Linked DNA regions of Homo sapiens: region 1 is linked to region 2. The links are chromatin contacts, found by Hi-C or POLR2A ChIA-PET in ENCODE. All regions are on one chromosome and are shown on one strand. The core of a region is the stretch at or near the end of the contact, and the rest is flanking DNA. Distances in the headings are between cores, read along the strand shown. Region 1 holds the start of GCH1 (GTP cyclohydrolase 1). Region 2 holds the start of ERO1A (endoplasmic reticulum oxidoreductase 1 alpha).

Region 1 (5,922 bases), core at 2,038-4,537, 2.2 Mb after region 2:
CACGTTGCCCAGGCTGTTCTCCTGAGCAACAACTATCCTCCTGCCTCAGCCTCCCTAGTAGCTGGGACTGCAGGCACGCCACAAAACCTGTCTTTATATTGTGGTAAAATATATATAAAATTGGTCATTTTTAGCCATCTTGAAGTTACAATCCAGTGGCATTCACAATATTGTGCAACTATCACCACTCTCTAGTTCCAGAACATTTTCATGACTCCAAAAGGAAGCTCCAAAGGAAGCTCCATACTCATTAAACAATCACTACCCATCCCCCTCTTCTCGCCAGTCCCTGACAACTACTAATCTTGCAGTGTCTCTACATCCATGGACTTTTTTTTTTTTTGAAATGGAGTTTAGTTCTTGTTGCCCAGGCTGGAGTGTAATGGTGCGATCTCGGCTCACTGCAACCTCCGCCTCCAGGGTTCAAATGATTCTCCTACCTCAGCTTCCTGAGTAGCTGGGATTACAGGCACCTGACACCATGCCCGGCTAATTTTTGTATTTTTGGTAGAGAATGGGTTTTCCCATGTTGGCCAGGCTGGTCTCGAACTCCTGACCTCAGGTGATCCGCCCGCCTCGGCCTCCCAAAGTGCTGGGATTACAGGTGTGAGCCACCGCGCCCGGCCCATGGACTTTTTAAATAGTAAAACTTGACCAGAACAGTTTTTTTGTTTTTTTTGTTTTTTCTGGAGACAGAGTCTCCCTCTGTCGTCCAGGCTGGAGTGCAGTGGTGCAATCTCGGCTCACTGCAACCTCCTCCTCCTGGGTTCAAGTGATTCTCCTGCCTCAGCCTCCCGAGTAGCTGGGACTACAGGCGCCCGCCATCACACCCGGCTAATTTTTTTGTATCTTTAGTAGAGACGGGGTTTCGCCATGTTGACCGGGCTGGTCTTGAACTCCTGACCTCAGGTGATCCGCCCACCTCGGCCTCCCAAAGTGCTGGGATTACAGGCGTGAGCACCGAGCTCGGCCAACCAGAACAGTTTTCTAATGTGGAATGATGTGTTCTTTGCAGTTATTAATCCTCTTTAAATGAATCTTCGCTCATGAGATATTTCAGCTAACCATTTCTCAAGTAAATCTGTGAGTCACTTTAGATAATTCTGTGACCTGTCTCAGGGTCAGAAATTCCTCTCTCTTTGGGTAATTAGATCCATGCTAGATTACAGAACACTGTCCTATGAATTCTCTTTAAGGGAGGATTCCCAAAGCCTGGCCGATGCTGTGAAGTAAACCACTTTCTGTGTCTGCAAGGGGCAAAATGAGTAAGGCCTTAAGAAGACATTTCATTACATTGTGAAATATCTCACACACACACACACACACACACACACACACACACACACACACAAATTTAAAGCCCTAGACCTCCAAAGAGCTGATCCCACAGAAAACTGAAAGTTTATTTTTCAGTCTTTGTATTTTGAAATCTCTTCTGAGATTCCAAACTTTTGCAATTGAGGGGTAAAAAAAAGTGAATTTGGAAACAGAACTAGAAGTCACTGCCGGTTTTAGAGTGTAGCATCATTTCCTTTTGGGGCCCCGTCTCTTTCACATTCTGATTTCCCACCCTTCCTTTGGGGTGTGGAAGACTGGGCAAAAAATAACTTTCTTTTTCCCAGGGTCTATTTGGTGGAATCGCTCTACACTCCTTCAGAGAAATAACTGGGGCAGGGAGATTGCCTTTCCAGCGCACTGTTTTTCTTTCAAAAAACAGTGAACGGTAGAATGCTTCTTAGGGCAAATAAATAAATGTCACCAAGACACACGGAAGGTGTAGACTGGAAAATAATGTCTTTGGTCCCAGCTGTAGAAGCCAGAAGCTTTATTTTTTTAAACACAGACCAATACTGCTTCTCTGGCCAACAGGCAGCAAAGTCCCCATTTTCCACTCTCCATCACCCCATCTTGCATCCTACCCACACTGATTGCATCCCCACCCTCTGGGTGAAAAGCCGACACGCCTCAGACGCTAACAGCACCGGGTCAACCCGGCTTTATTTTAGGGTGGGAGGGTGCGGGGATGAGACTGAGTCCTGGAACCCACGGAGCCCTCCGAATCCCGGAGTAGCTTTACTGCTTTTTGCGGGGTTGGGGGTGGGGGGAGGAAACAGATTTCAGCAGCAAACTCACCCAATCAACCTCACACCTCAAACTCCGGGGAAGCCCGTGCCCAAAATTGTGCCGAATTTTGTAAATGTCCTGAACTGGAGTAAACTTGAGGTGGACAAAAAAAAAAGCACAACTCTAAGACTCCGATCCCCTGGCAAATCAGTGGGAATGCAGGTCCCCGAGGTTTCGGGGAAGGATCGCGCCGAGGCTTCAATCCAGATACACACCCTGACAATGGGATCTCAATAAGGAACTACCCAGGAAGCCGTCGCCGCAGCAAGTGCCCAGGTGATCCTTATCGTGGGCAAGTTTGGAACCGCAGGTACCCCGAGAATCCCGCGCTGGGCGCTCAGGCGAGAGGGCTCCGGGCTCCCGTCCACGCCCACCCGGGGCGTTCTAGGAGGGCTGCGCGCTGGGAGCGGGAAGGGCCCCTGGAAGGCGGCTGCAGCGAGTTCCGGGGCTGAGAGGTCGCTGCCACCCAGGAAGCCCCGACTGTGCCCCACGCAGGGCCTCGGCAGGGCGGCAGGCTAGGGCGGGTTCGGAGGTGACAGCGCCCGGCTTCCTGCGCCAAAAGTGAGGCAACTCCGGAAACTTCCTGGAGCCGGCGCGCGTTTCCTGCAAGCACCGCCCCCGCCGCCCGCACGCTCTAGCAGCCCGCGGGCGCACTGACCTGAGATGGTCTCCTGGTAGCCCTTGGTGAAGAACTGCATGGCCGAGGCCGCCCTCCAGGGCGTCTTGAGCAGCCCTTGCCGCTGGGGGTTCTCGCCCAGCGAGCTCAGGATGGACGAGTAGGCGGCTGCCAGGTTAGGGAGGTTCAGCTCGTTATCCTCCTCGCTGCGGGGCCGCTCGCCCTTCCAGCCGTCCGCGGGCTGCGCGCTCTTGGCCTCGGGCCGCGGGGGCTTCTCCGCCGGCCTGCTGGGCCCGGGCCGCGGCGGATCCCGCTCGGGGAACCCATTGCTGCACCTGGCGCCCCGCGGCTTCTCCGCCGGTGCCCGCACAGGGCCCTTCTCCATGGACCCGCCGCAGCCGCTGCCGTTCGGGAAGGACCCCGGGGCGCTTCGAGGTCTGCGGCTAAACTCCGCCGGTGGCCGCGGACAATGGGCTGTGGCCGGAGTCACCTGAGGAAGGTACGCAACCTGCTTAGATCACACTCCGAGCCGGGAGCGGCCACAGGCTGGAAAGCCCGGCCGCGCCTCCTTTTTATGGCCCGGCGGCTCAGCCTGCGCCGCGGAGCGCTCCCATTGGCCGGCCCCGCCTCGCGTCACGGCCCTCGCCGCGCCCCTCGGCCTCCCGCCCCCGGGGTCCCCAGCAGGGGTCGCGGCTCCGGAGACGCCCGGAGGGGTTCGCAAGCGCAGGGAGGGAAGGAAAAGGGCGCCGGCCCCTAGGATCAGGCGGGACCCCTCCACTTATTGCGGAATGAGCCGAACCCGAAAAGAGGCAGTCGTCCAGGAGCTGGGATCTCAGTGAGAAAGACGCGGTCTGGGCGCCCAGTCGCCCCCTCTTCAGGCCAAGAGGGCGCTGCATTGAAGGGCTCCGGTCCCCTCGCCCTGTGAAAGATCAGCAAACAGGTGGCCTTGCCTGGAGAGAGACCGAGTTAAGCCACCGATTAGGAACCAACTCTTAAGCTTTCAAGGCAAGAGAATAATGTGACTTCAGACTCTTGGGTTTAGTTAAAAACGCACCTGCCACCTAGGGGCCAGGTGGCACCGCTGTCGGGGCAAGTGTCACATCAAGTGGCCCTTATGTGGGTCCCTATGTCTAGAAGGATAGGATTTATGGTTGCTAGAACTTTGATCCTGGAAAAATTGATTTGCAAACGAAGATAGGACTTTCACTTAAAATCCATTTCCGTCGGTGGCTCACGCCTGTACTCCCGGCGCTTGGGGAGACCGAGGCGGGAGGATCGCTTGAGGCCAAGAGTTCGAGACCAGCCTGGAAAACATAGCAAGACCTCATCTCTATAAAACCCATCGCATTTTCTAGAAACGCAGTTGTGCAGATTTGGTGCTCAATTGTTTTACAGTTCCATGCAAAGCGTCTTTCCCCAGATGTTGGTACAAATTGTGAAATGCTATTCACCAACTGAACTCTTAACCAGTGACATCTGCTGTAACTGTTTTCTTTGAGATTAATAAATGGACCTTTTTCCTCACTTGAGGGATTATCTCATAATGCCGAAGGTGAGCTTTAAAACATGTATCAAAATAATATTTTTTTTCTTTTTTTTTTTTTGAGGCTCACTTCATCCTCCGCCTCCTGGGTTCAAACGATTCTCCTGCCTCAGCCTCCTGAGTAGCTGGGATTACAGGCACCTGCCACCATGCCCGGCTAAATTTTTGTATTTTTAGGAGAGGTGGGGTTTTGCCATGTTGGCCAGGCTGGTCTCGAACTCCTGACCTCAGGTGATCCACCTGCCTCGGCCTCCCAAAGTGCTGGGATTACAGGTGTGAGCCACCATGCCTGGCCTAATGTAGATTTTCTGACATAGAAGCAGGTATTAATAGGCTTAGGATCAAACAAACCAATAGGGAAGCCTGTGGAATTATTCTATGCTAACAATGTAGCTTGGTCATTATAATAAGTAATTAGTATTTATGATACATCTGCTCTAGGCGCAGCCCCGTTGGAAACATTCAGGAAAGAAATATGGACATTGCCTAGCCTTGTAGGCACCTTTACTCCAAAATGGAAGAAATGTTCATATCAGTGGGGTTATTTATTTATTTATTTATTTATTTATTTATTTATTTTTAAATTTTAATCTATTTATTTAAGAGCGGGTTATGAGACTGGCTAATTTTTGTATTTTTGGTAGAGATAAGGTTTCACCATGTTGCCAAAGCTGGTCTCGAACTCCAGGGCTCAGGATTATAGGCCTGAGCCACCGTACCCGGCCCAGTGGGGTTTTTAAATAGAGAATATGAACATCCTTTGGAAAACCTCTTTGTCATTTTCCTCTTTATTAAAATTTTTAAATTTTTTATTGTAGGTTTTTATTGGGAGTGGGGCCCTGCAACATTTTTTTCCTCTAACTGTGCTGCCCACTGTCTGCTGATACCTCCTGGTCAGAATTATCTGCTGGGTCTCAAGCTATTTCAAGCATAGTTGAAGACAACATTCAAAGGATGACCTTGCATTTAACAAATGAAAACAAAGATACTAAGTGAGGTACTTTAAAAATGGAGAGAGTAGATAGAGATGCTTTCAGTACGAATTTATTTTTAGTGGCAATCTTTCGTCTTCCTTTAAAAACATGTGTAAAGATTAACTAATATTGTATTCCACAAAGACAGTTTCTAATGAAATTTTTACCCTAAAAATTAACATTTTCTTACACGTATTGCCACTGAGGCACCTGCACCTTTGTTGCAGGACAGGGCCTCTGGATACATGCTAACTTGTAAAATGGAGGCAGTGCCTTTCGGCCAAATGCCCAAAAATAATACAAGAAAACTTTGAAATCACCAACATTATATGAATAATTTAATAGTAAAATGTAGATAGTTGACAAGGATGGTTATAAGTAGCAACAGGAGAAAAAAAGAGGAATAAACCAAAAGGGAAGTAGGTCCCAGATAATTTATTAGCATAAAATGGTTCAACAGTAATATTATGAGCATTTACAGCCAGGAATTGTTACCGCATCCATGTTTTTCACCCAGTAAGGGATTCATTTTCAGCTTGGACCCAGTCTGGGAGTTTCTTTCTACCAAAAAGCCAAGGAATTTTTTAAAGTCTCTAATTTCTAGGACAGCAGCAGAACAAAGAGGCAGATGAGAAAGACACACCAAGTCAGAGACTGAACACTGC
Region 2 (5,708 bases), core at 321-2,820:
TATTTTAAGCAGAACTCCAAAAAGGTTATTAAGGAAAAAAAAAGTAAAAGTTGAAGAGTTCAACATGTACTTTTATTCCAGTATCCAAATCTCCAGAATGTAGCTGAAAATGTTACATTGGACATCTTCTTTCCGTAAAGAATATTTTATTTTAAAGTCACTTATTTCTATCTTATTTTTTAAATGTTTAATCTCGGTGTTGCGTTATATTTCTAATCAGAAGAAAAATGACCCTTTTCCTTTTAAGTACTTGATTGTGTGTCCTTTGTAATGATTGAAGGTAAAGGACTTTTCAATGTCTCAGTTGTAAAGTAGCAATTTTCTTTCAACTTCCCTTAGTTTCCTAGATAACACTCACCTCAACTCCCAAATCACTCAGCAAAACAACAAAATCCAAGAATGTAAAGTAGTGAAAGAGAAACCTTTCATAATATTTAAATGCATCTTTCCTTTGACATGGTATCATGCCCCTAAACACATAAAATGGTATTTCTGATAATAAATTAATAGCAAAATCCACTTAGGAATAACATGGATGCCTAACCCTTAATTTTGTATAAAACGTAATTTTTATCAACAGAGTCAACCAAAAAGTGGCTTTGACAAGAGTAATCACATTGAAATACTAGATACTGAAGATAATGGAAAACTGTAAGTTTCTCTCAATTTTTTGCTCAAGAAACCACATCTCTTACAGAAGGAAATGATCATAATCCGCTTGTAATTAAACTTGTGCACTGAAGAATAAGGACCTTCCTCCCAATTCGTACCAGCTTAACGGGTGTCACGATAAGAGAATCTCATTACATTCGAGAAAAAGAGCACACAGGACCAGAAACCAGAGGGCAACTGCAGTCCCAAAGACATCAGGTAGTTGGGCTTACACACAGAAAAACCGCAAGCAGCCATTCTTCCGCCTAACATCGAAATCTGAGATCAGCCCACAAACGTCTTAGCCAGAAAGGCTGGCGAAATGCACGCAGCACAGGTACTGGGTACACAAGTTCCTGGTCAAGAGAGAAGTGAGAAAGATCCAGGTTCTGTGAAAATAGCAAATACTGGCAGGGCATTATACACTGTGCACACTCTCCCCGGGCAGATAAGACCAACAAAGATGCATAAACCCACTCAACCGCGTGCACCCAACCCCTCTCCTGGTCCGAGGCACCGGAGGGCGCGGCGACGTCCAGGCTGCCGTGGAGGCCCGGTCCACGCCAAGCCAGACTCAGTCCCGGCCACCGGGCAGCAGCACCGGAGTCTCATTCCCGGTGGGAAGAGATGCAAGGACGCACCCCCAGCCGCTCACCCGCCAGGGCGTGCGGGACAGTGCACGCCGCGGAGGGCGCCGGGACCCTCAGCACCAACGCGCACATCGCTCACCTGGCAGAAGCACCTCTGTGCCGCTGTCTCCGGGGGCTGCTCCTCTCCGTGGCCCGAGCTGAGCAGCCACACGGCGCCCAGGAGGCCAAACAAGAATCCCCAGCCGCGGCCCATTGCAGCTCCGGCAGCTTGTCGCCCCACGCTTGGGAGGCCAGTCCGCACGCTCGGTCGCGGGCCGTGCGCCCTCAGATGAAGCCCGTGCGGGCCGGCCCCAGCGGCGCCCCACCTCCGGGCCGCCTCCCAGGCCCGCCTCGGCCCTCCTGCCTCTCAGCGATCGCCACCTCGCGACCCAGCCTGTGGACGTGCCGCGGCGCCCGCGCCGGCAGCCCGGGGCCTCGGACCGGTTCCTTCCCGCCGCGTGAGGCTGACGCACCGACCAGCTTCCCGGCTCGGCCCCGCCCGGTCCGCTGCGCCCGCGCCCGTCCCCGCCCCCGGCTCCCTGACGCCCCCGGCCTGGAGACGCAACCCGACGCGCACAACCCCAGACCCTGCGCGGGAGTCGGGGGTCCTTCCAGTTCCCAGAGCGAGAGCGAAAGCCGGAGGGGCCTGTGTTTTCCTGCGGGGTTGGGGGGCGGGGGGTGCCCGCCCCGCGCCGCCCCGCCCAGCCCCAGCCCGCTCACTCCCGGCCAATCCTTCCGTATCTCAATGCGAGACAATCAAATCGTACGAATTACGTGTCCACCGTGTTCCCGGCGGAGTCTTAAAGCTGAAAGGGATATTAGAGAGCATCTAGACCAGGGCAGCATATGTCATTTATATTTTTAGTAGCCACAGCAAAAGAGTAAAAATAACAGGTACATTTTATTTTTAAAATATTTTTATTTAACCCCGAATGTGCAAAATATTATTTCAAAATATAACCAACATTAAATTTATTCATAAGATATTTGACTTTTTTTGTCTTTGAAATCCAGTGTGTATTCGATGCGAACTAGACCCATTTCATAGTCAAATGTGGCTGGCTAGTGCCCACTGTATTAGACAGCGAGGGTGGAAGCCACCCGCTCATATCATAGGAAGAAACAGGCCTAGAGAAGTGAGGTAAGGTGAGCAAGGATTGGAGGTCCTCTGATACCCAGTCCTGGTCTTTTAACATTCAGAGTTGGGACTAGTCTATCCGCTTTTTTTTTTTCCAGACAGGGTCTCCCTGGGTCACCCAGGCTGGCCTGCAATGATGCGATCGCAGCTCACTGCAACCTCGAACTCCTGGGCTCAAGCGATCCTCCCACCTAAGCCTCCTGAGTAGCATGAACTACAGGCGTGCGCCACCACGCCTGGCTAATTTTATTTTTAGTAGAAACGAGGTTTCACCATGTTGCCCAGGCTGGTCTCAAACTCCTCAAGAGCGATTCTCCCGCCTCAGCCTCCCAAAGTGCTGGGATTACTTTTTTTTTTTTTTTCGAGGCGGAGTCTCGCTCTGTCGCCCAGGCTGGAGTGCAGTGGCGTCATCTTGGCTTACTGCAATCTCTGCCTCCCAGGTTCAAGAGATTCTCCTGCCTGAGCTTCCCCAGTAGCTGGGATTACAGGCGTAAGCCACCACACACTCGGCTAATTTTTGTATTTTCAGTAGAGAAGGGGTTTTGCCATGTTGGCCAGGCTGGTCTCTAGCTCTGAGCTCAGGTGACCCACCCATCTCAGCCTCCCAAAGTGCTAGAATTGCAGACATGAGCCACCGCACCTGGCCTTACTTTTTGTTTTTTGTTTGTTTGTTTGTTTGTTGTTTTAAGAAGACTTTTTTTTGAGACACTCTCACTTCCTCACCCAGGCTGGAGTGCAGTGGCGCAATCTCGGGTCACTGCAACCTCCGCTTCCCGGGTTTAAGTGATTCTTACGCCTCAGCTACCCGAGTAGCTGGGATTACAGGCCTGCGCCACCATACCCAGCTAACTTTTGTATTTTTAGTAGACATGTGGTTTCACCATGTTGGCCAGGCTGGTCTCGAACTCCTGACCTTAAGTGATCTGCCTGCCTCTGCCTCCCAAAGTGCTGGGATTACAGGTGTGAGCCACTTCACCAAGCCTAAGAAGGTAGTTTCTAGGTGAAACTGGCAGCTTTCCGACATCTTGCATGCACATTAAAAGTTGAAATAGTTCAAATGACTTAAACTCATGTATTTTACTGCAAACCCTAGAGCTCTGCCTATCACTGCCAAGTAGACATGTAGTAAAAGTCAACAACCCATCTGAGATCCTGATGGACCTGAGAAGCTCTAATTCTAGTATCTACAACATGTCACATGTACATATTAATACAATCTCCCTCCTAACCTGAAAGCTTTTTTTTTTTTTTTTCTTTTTCTTTTTTTTTTTTTTTTTGAGATAGATTCTCACTCTGTCGCCAGGCTGGAGTGCAGTGGCGCAATCTTGGCTCACTGCAAATCCAGCTCCTGGGTTCAAGTGATTCTCCTGCCTCAGCCTCCTGAGCAGCTGGGACTACAGGCGCGTGCCACTACGCCCAGCTAAGTTGTTTGCATTTTTAGTAGAGACAGGGTTTCACCATGTTAGCCAGGATGGTCTCAACCTCCTGACCTCGTGATTCGCCTGCCTTGGACTCCCAAAGTGCTGAGATTACAGGCGTGAGCCACCGCACCTGGCCAAAAGCTCTTTTTCATATTCCTATATACAGGCCCCAGTTATCCTTTTTAGGGCCAGACCCAGGTCATGTTCTCCCTGTCTTAAGTCGTCTTCCTGGTTTCCTCCTAACCCAGTTCCAGTCTCTCAATGATTTCAATTCAGTAAACTTACTCTGTGACAAGCTGAGCTTGACATTTGGGATACAAAGATGTATAAGGTCCAGTTCCTACACTTGGAGAGACATCCATGGAACTTAGTATGTACTTTTTAAAAAATATTTAATTGACAAATAATAATTGTGTATATTTATAGGATACAATGGGATGTTTTGATCTATGCATACATTGTAGAAAGATTAAATAAAGCTTATTAACAGATACATTGCCTCACCAACTTTTCATTTTTCATTGATGAGAACATTAAAAAATTATTCTTTTAGCAATTTTGCAATTCTTATTAACTGTGGTCACCATGCAGTGCATTAGATCACTAAAACTTATTCCTGCAGTCTAACTGAAACTTTGCACTTTGACCAACATCTCCCCTTTCCCCATCCTCCCTGCCCACCGGCCTCTGGTGACTACCTTTCTACTGTTTCTATGAGATAAACTTTTTTAGATTCCACATGTAAGTGAGATTATGTGGTAATTGTTTTCTTGTGCCTGGCTTATTTCACTTGGTATCATGGCCTCTAGGTTAATCCATATTGTCACAAATTACAGAATTTCCTTTTTTTTTTTTTTTTTGAGACGGAGTCTCGCTCTGTCACCCAGCCTGGAGTGCAGTGGCACGATCTCGCTCACTGCAAGCTCCGCCTCCCGGGTTCACGCCATTCTCCTGCCTCAGCCTCCCAAGTAGCTGGGACTACAGGCGCGCCCGCCACCACTCCCGGCTAATTTTTTTGTATTTTTAGTAGACACGGGATTTCACCATGTTAGCCAGGATGGTCTCGATCTCCTGACCTCGTGATCCGCCCGCCTCGGCCTCCCAAAGTACTGGGAATAATTTCCTTCTTTATGGCTGTATAGTAGGCATATATATACAAGATTCTCTTTATCCATTCATCTGTCGATGAACACTTAGGTTGTTCCTATATCTTGGCTATTGTAAATAATGCAGAAATGAACATGGGAGTATAAGAAACAAATCAATGTTATGAAAATAGTCTGATTTTTAAAAAGCAGCAAAGGTTCTGAACAGTTATTTTTCAAAAAAAGACATACAAATAGCCAACAGGTATAGGAAAAAAATGCTTAATATCTCTAATCATCAGGGAAATGCAAATTAAAGACACAATGAGATGTCACCTTACACCTGTTAGAATGGCTATTGCCAAAATGATGAATGATAACAGGTGCTGGAAAGGATGTGGAAAAATGGAAACACTTGTACACTGTTGGTGGGAATGTAAATTAGTACAGCCATTTTGAAAAATAGTATGGAGGTTCCTCAAAAAACTAAAAATAGGCCGGGCACGGTGGCTCACACCTGTAATCCCAGCACTTTGGGAGGCCGAGGCAGGCAGATCATGAGGCCAGGAGATGGAGACCATCCTGGCTAACACGGTGAAACCCCGTCCCTACTAAAAATACAAAAATTAGCTGGGCGTGGCAGCACGTGCCTGTAGTCCCAGCTACTCTGGAGGCTAAGGCAGGAGAATTGCTTGCACCTGGAAGACAGAGGTTACAGTGAACCGAGATCGCGCCACTGCACTCCAGCCTGGGCAACAGAGCGAGACTCCATCTCACAAAACAA

What was found. A loop is a pair of places that touch in the nucleus more often than their neighbours do. ChIA-PET counts read pairs that join two places held with the same protein, here RNA polymerase II (POLR2A). Pooled maps may share reads with other maps.
Region 1: a pooled map shows a loop between it and region 2 (2.4-fold over the local background). The contact joins the promoter of GCH1 here to the promoter of ERO1A in region 2. A Hi-C loop is called at or near these places in 1 of 37 single-sample maps with no recorded cell type and 6 of 50 pooled maps. POLR2A ChIA-PET finds 5 or more read pairs at or near these places in 1 of 52 experiments (CD4-positive, alpha-beta T cell).

Annotation. Positions count from the first base shown.
Region 1 is chr14:54,899,539-54,905,460 of GRCh38, forward strand. It overlaps GCH1 (GTP cyclohydrolase 1), which reads right to left and starts at 3,288. Exons shown (of 6, transcript NM_000161.3): 1 at 2,783-3,288. The coding sequence starts at 3,125. RefSeq lists silencers at 2,473-2,532, 2,543-2,592, 3,003-3,642.
Region 2 is chr14:52,693,988-52,699,695 of GRCh38, forward strand. ERO1A (endoplasmic reticulum oxidoreductase 1 alpha) reads right to left here and starts at 1,571. Exons shown (of 16, transcript NM_014584.3): 1 at 1,381-1,571. The coding sequence starts at 1,494. RefSeq lists enhancers at 1,096-1,597, 1,203-1,252 and a silencer at 1,503-2,042.